2 separate regions of the Homo sapiens genome follow, and region 2 is linked to region 1. Evidence: chromatin contacts called from ENCODE Hi-C or POLR2A ChIA-PET data. All regions are on one chromosome and are shown on one strand. The core of a region is the stretch at or near the end of the contact, and the rest is flanking DNA. Distances in the headings are between cores, read along the strand shown.

The links. A loop is a pair of places that touch in the nucleus more often than their neighbours do. ChIA-PET counts read pairs that join two places held with the same protein, here RNA polymerase II (POLR2A). Pooled maps may share reads with other maps.
Region 2: a loop to region 1 is called in a pooled map, with 4 times the contacts of the local background. The contact joins the promoter of TUBB3 here to the promoter of SPG7 in region 1. A Hi-C loop is called at or near these places in 3 of 50 pooled maps. POLR2A ChIA-PET finds 5 or more read pairs at or near these places in 3 of 52 experiments (A673, activated B cell and naive thymus-derived CD4-positive, alpha-beta T cell).

What each region holds. Positions count from the first base shown.
Region 1 is chr16:89,507,079-89,509,859 of GRCh38, forward strand. SPG7 (SPG7 matrix AAA peptidase subunit, paraplegin) reads left to right here and starts at 1,325. Exons shown (of 17, transcript NM_003119.4): 1 at 1,325-1,522. The coding sequence starts at 1,340. It overlaps LOC101927863 (a long non-coding RNA gene), which reads right to left and starts at 1,242. Exons shown (of 5, transcript NR_188547.1): 1 at 1,159-1,242. RefSeq lists silencers at 639-708, 829-1,038, 1,109-1,668, 1,699-1,818.
Region 2 is chr16:89,921,811-89,924,591 of GRCh38, forward strand. It overlaps TUBB3 (tubulin beta 3 class III), which reads left to right and starts at 1,532. Exons shown (of 4, transcript NM_006086.4): 1 at 1,532-1,648. The coding sequence starts at 1,592. RefSeq lists enhancers at 245-1,128, 1,051-1,345 and silencers at 1,199-1,288, 1,309-1,458, 1,539-1,788.

The DNA.
Region 1 (2,781 bases), core at 75-2,574:
GCTGAGGGCGGATAACCACGATAACTGAAAACACTTTCCTGAGCGTCTCGGGGCTGAGGAAGAGGGAGGATTACACGCAGCCCACTGGCTTTGCAACCTCGTCTGTAGTGGTGGAGTGAGTGCAGGTCCAGAAACAAACCAGACCGGCCTTGAAATTCTGCCCTAACTTCAGAGCTGTAATCCTAGGCAGGTTACTTTTAATACTTCTGAATCTTTCTTTACATGTAAAATAGAGGTATTGTATTCGCTGCACAGGGTTGTGAATATTACATGGGTGTTCGACACGGAGCTAGGCACTCGGTGATGTTGGCTGTCGTCACTGGCATTCACTGTTACGAATTTGCGGAGTACAGAAAAGCATAAAAATAAATAGGTCACCCTCATCCTACCTCTGTGACAGACCATCTAGTCTTTGCTTTTCCTACTCAACAAGCTTTCCAGCTCTTGGCGTCAGCTCTAGACCTAAGGCGGACGGAGGAAGGGGTCGGGGTGGCGGAGGACCCCGCGCGCCTGGGAGCCCACGAGGGACCCTGCCCGGGCCCGGAGGGCGGACCCTGAAGAGAACAGAGCCTCTTCCTAAGCTTCCAGACGGCGCCTCCCCGCTTCCTACGATGGGCTCGCGCAGCGGCCGGGGCAGGACCGAGGCTCGAAGCGCCTCCGAGGTGAGCCAGTCCGAAGGCACAGGACGGAGCGCTCCGAAGTCAGAGGTGTGCGGGACGAGCTCTGCAGACGCCTGCCAGGCCGCGCCGCACTGCGCGCTCCCTCCCTCACGACCCTCCTCCTCCGGGGCTGCCCTCCCTGCGGCGGCTGCAACTTCAGTCCTCGTCCTCGGGCGGCTCAAGACGCAGGAAAACCGCCCCCTTCCTGCGCTCCTCACACCCGAAGGGGCCCTCCCGACCCGAGGCCTCCGGCGCCGCCCTCCTGAGCGCGGGCCTCTACTCGCAGGCGGGATTCCGGCCCGCACCATCCGCCCTCGCCTGTGACCGAACCCTGCGGGTGACGCAGGCTGCCCGGGCGTGAGGCCCCTCGGCGCGGGCGGAGCACGACCACGCAGCCACGACCCGGCCGGTTATTCACCCGCCAGGCCCTGGGAATACAAGGCCGGCTTCAAAAAAACCAGGGCACCCGCGACCTCCTCGCAGACGCGCGCCCCCATACCCGGGCCTCAGGCAGCCACGAGGTAGACGGGCTCAGGCTCGGGGGTGCGGCAAGCGGCACCCGGGCGCGGCGGGGCGCAGCTGTGGGGACCGCGCAGGCGCCACGTCAGACCCCGCCCACCCCGCCGCGCAGGCGCCGTGTAGCGCCCCGCGGATCACGCAGGCGCGGCTTTCAGGCCAACATGGCCGTGCTGCTGCTGCTGCTCCGTGCCCTCCGCCGGGGTCCAGGCCCGGGTCCTCGGCCGCTGTGGGGCCCAGGCCCGGCCTGGAGTCCAGGGTTCCCCGCCAGGCCCGGGAGGGGGCGGCCGTACATGGCCAGCAGGCCTCCGGGGGACCTCGCCGAGGCTGGAGGCCGAGCTCTGCAGGTAAATCCCCGCGGAGTCCGGGCCCCACCTCCCGCCCGGCTCTGCTCTGTAAGGCCCAGCCCGGCGGGGCGGGTCGGAGGCCGCCTGGCCCCTGCGGCGGGGGAGCCTGCGCCTGTGGGCCCGCGGATCCCCCAGCTGTGGACCTCGGCGCGGAGCGACTGTTGGGGCCCTGGATCGTGGGCGCTGGGCGGGCCGGGAAGAGGCAGGGCTGGGATCCGCGCAGTCCTCGGCGTGGACTTTCCCAACCCGTCTGTTGTGTGTGGATGTTCTCCGCCCGTCTTCCTCGCCTTTTAAAGTGGAATCCAGTAACGGTTTCCGGCGTAGCACTAATTTACAGTCCACGCCTGTGGATCGATTCCGTCACCAGGAATTCCAGCGCCTTCCAGTTAGGGTGGTTATTGCCGAGTAGGGGGCCCAGAACGTTTCTGTGTCCGCAAAATACCCTGTAGCTGCATTTTGCTGTTGTCATGTAGCTCGGCACGTTATTGATACAGTCATTGAGCACCCCCTGTAGTGCGGCCTTGTTTCAGGTTCTGCTAAGGATAGGATAGCATCTCCTCCCGAAAACCAGACCTTGTGTCCTTCAGCTTTTGGGCTGATGTTTTTTTCTCCTAGCCCTCGCCTAGGAGCTTAGCCCACACCTTTTAGGTTGTTGTTTTTTCGGTTATTTTTGAGACAGAGATCTCGCTCTGTCGCCCAGGCTGGAGTGCAATGGTCTTGGCTCACTGCAACCTCCGCCTCCCGGGTTCAAGCGATTCTCCTGCCTCAGCCTCCTGAGTAGCTGGGATTACGGGTGCGCGCCACCACACCCAGCTAATTTTTGTATTTTTAGTAGAGACGGGGTTTCACCATGTTGGCCAGGATGGTCTCCATCTCTTGACCTTGTGATCCGCCTGCCTCGGCCTCCCAAAGTGCTGGGATTACAGGGCGTGAGCCACCGCGCCCGGCCATAAAACATATTTAAATGGGAAAATGTTTATCTTGAAAGGAGAACTCTGAAAGTATATACTTGTTAACTGGTTTGGTACCTGGAAATGTTCTACAAGGAGCCACTCTCTGGTGACAGCAGGAGCCCCGTGTCTGGGCAGCCACTGTGGCCTTTGGAGAGCTGGGCTGCTCCCTTTCTCCTGCAGAAGCTTCAGGCCATGGGATAGCAGCCAATGTACTTCTGTGTTTTGTTTTCTTCTTTTTTTTTTTTTTTTTTTTTTGTGACAATCTCGCTGTGTCGCCCAGGCTGGAGTGCAGTGGCCTGATCATGG
Region 2 (2,781 bases), core at 282-2,781, 410 kb after region 1:
AGCAGCCCCCTGGCCAGCCCCACCCCTGACTGCCGGCCTCAGAACTGGGAGCTGCTTCCTGGCAGGGCCCGCCTCTGCTGGGAGACCGGACGGTGAGTCAGCCTTAAGCCCGGCACCAGACCCCTCTGAGGATGGAGCAGGAGCTGGCTGCCCTGAGGCTGCAAAACTTCTTCCCTCGTGGAGACAGGGAGGCACCTCAGACACTCACCCCGGACTCCCTTGAACAGGGACAGGGAGGAACCCCAGGCAGCTAGACCCCAGCAGCAGCCACACGAGCACACTGTGGGGCAGGGAGGGGCATCTCTTGAGAACAAAAGATCCATTTCTCGACTTTCCAAACTGGAGAGCTTCTTGAGAGAAAAGAGAGAGACAGGTACAGGTCCACGCCACCCACACACAGCCCTGTGCACACAGACCGGACACAGGCGTCCACAGGCAAGTTCGCAGCTGCTCATTTTGTGAAGTGAATGCTGATTTGGGGGCCGGGTGGGGTTCGTCTGTACATCGTGCACTGTCAGACCCTTCCTGAAGGATTTTTGTTACTGAAGTATCAGAAGGCCCTTGTTCTAAGGTGGTGGCACTGTAATATCTGGCCCAGGAGGAGGTCAGTGCCGTGCCGGCGAGTCCTTTGCTCCCTTCCTTCTCTGACCAGTAAACGCATCTCCAGTCGCTCCCCCGAGGCCCCCCTGCACGCAGTCTCCGACCTCAGAGAGTGAGTCAGATAGAAGCCGCTGCCCACCCTCCCCCACCCTGGCCGGGTTCTTGCCTGGCTTGTGCGTCCTTGTGACAATTCCTGACACGGATGCGCACCGGGCAGTGGCACGTCCAGGTGCTGTGCGCGCCCGGGCCCACAAAGCTCCTTTGGACGCTCATGGCAGCCCCTTGGTGGAGGAGGTCGGGTGCCCACCCCCTCCCCGCCCACTGCGGAAGCCGGCGACCCACGGAGCTCGCTCTCGGCCGCCGCCACCCCTCTGTGTTCGCGCCCTTCCGAGCTCTGATCCGACGCTTTGTTTCTTCTCAGTGGGTTCAGGGCCTGGGCCAGCCTTTACCTACCTCCCCCACCCAAAACCGGCAAAAGCTCAGAGCACCTTGTCTGCCAAAAGACAGGGAGCTGGGATGGTGCGGGTTGGTCTCTAAACCGGCGTGGGGAAAAAAGACCCTCCGTACAAAGCCGCAGGGTGGGGCTGTCGCAAGGGCGGAACCGAGAGGGTAGCTGGGGGCGGGGTTCCCAGGGCCAAGAGGGGCCATTGTCCTCCCTGGAGCCCGGCGCCCCCACAGCCAGCTCCTCTGGGAGACAGCCCCTCCTTTCGAATGCGCGGGGCCCTCAGACCGCGCCCGGCCCAGCGCTGGGGGATCCTTGGCTGCGGGAGGGGCGCCGCATTGCGCGCGGCGGGCGGGGACGCGCGGTGCGGAGCCTGCGGGCCGGGCGGGGCTCTGCGGCGGCGCCTCCCGATTGGCCACCCGCGGTGACATCAGCCGATGCGAAGGGCGGGGCCGCGGCTATAAGAGCGCGCGGCCGCGGTCCCCGACCCTCAGCAGCCAGCCCGGCCCGCCCGCGCCCGTCCGCAGCCGCCCGCCAGACGCGCCCAGTATGAGGGAGATCGTGCACATCCAGGCCGGCCAGTGCGGCAACCAGATCGGGGCCAAGGTGAGGCTGCGCGCCCCGGCCTGTCCCGGGCCCCGGGGCGGGAGGAGGGAGGCGCCGTGCCCCGCGGGCCGCACCTCCAGCTGCCCCCGCCCCTGCGAACCTGCAACAAAGGGATGCGCCCAGCGCCGCGCCGGGCGGCCGGGACGCGGGGCCCCCGCCCTGGGACTCTCGCCTGCACCTCTCTGCCCCTGCCCAGGTGACCTCGGGCTGTCGAGGCGCAGCTCACGTCAGTCGCGAAGCCTCAGCCCCCTCCACACCTGCGCCCCCTCCACACCTGCACCCCCTCCACCGGGCCTCCGCAGGTGCAGCTGGGAGCCCTGTCTGGGCGTGGCCCTCTTTTTTGGGGCCGCGGCATAGCCTTGAGTGAGACGGGTGGGGTAGGCAGGTTTGGGTGGGGTGGGGGGTTCTCCTCACAGCCGTGATTTCCTCGGCCCGAACCCCCCACTGGAGTAGCCGAACGTCCCCCGAGAGGCTAGAGCCGCCCCGATTTCCCCAGCCTGCTCCGACACCCCTCGGCGTCCTAGCTCCACCCTGTCCCTTTGTTGGAGGGGTTGGGCCTGGACTCGAGATGACCTTGGTCCAGGACCAGGCTCTCCATCGGCGCAGCCGCTCCTGGGCAACCCCCGCGGGGCTTGACCGCGCCCACCCAGGGTCTACCAGTCTGGGGATTGGATGTGGGAACAAAGCCGGGCTGTGGGGTGTGGAGGCTGCACCGTGGCGCGCCCCTCCCTCCATTGTTAGCCCACCTCGCAGATGTTGGGGCCACGCAGAAAGGGGCGTTGGTGCAGCTGTGCAGGGACCCCTGCCTAAATCATTAAGGGGACGTCGTGTCCCCTGGTCCTGGGAGGCTGTCCCTGGCCCAAGGTCACACAGCAGGTGCGAGAGAGCTGGGCTGGCCCTTGGTTCTCATCCCCTGCAGGAGCCAACCTGGGGCTCGGGCGGGGCGGGTTGGGGGCGCTGCTTGCCAAAGGATCTGCCCTCCGAACAGTGTTGGGGAACAGGGGATCGGGGGGGGAGGCTGGCTTTGTCAGGACCAAGGCCAGGGACCCAGCTCAGGGCTGGTGCAGCGCTGATTCTGGGAAGGAGGGGGTGCAGGAGACGGTCCTGGAGGGGAAGGGGCCAGAGAAAGGCAG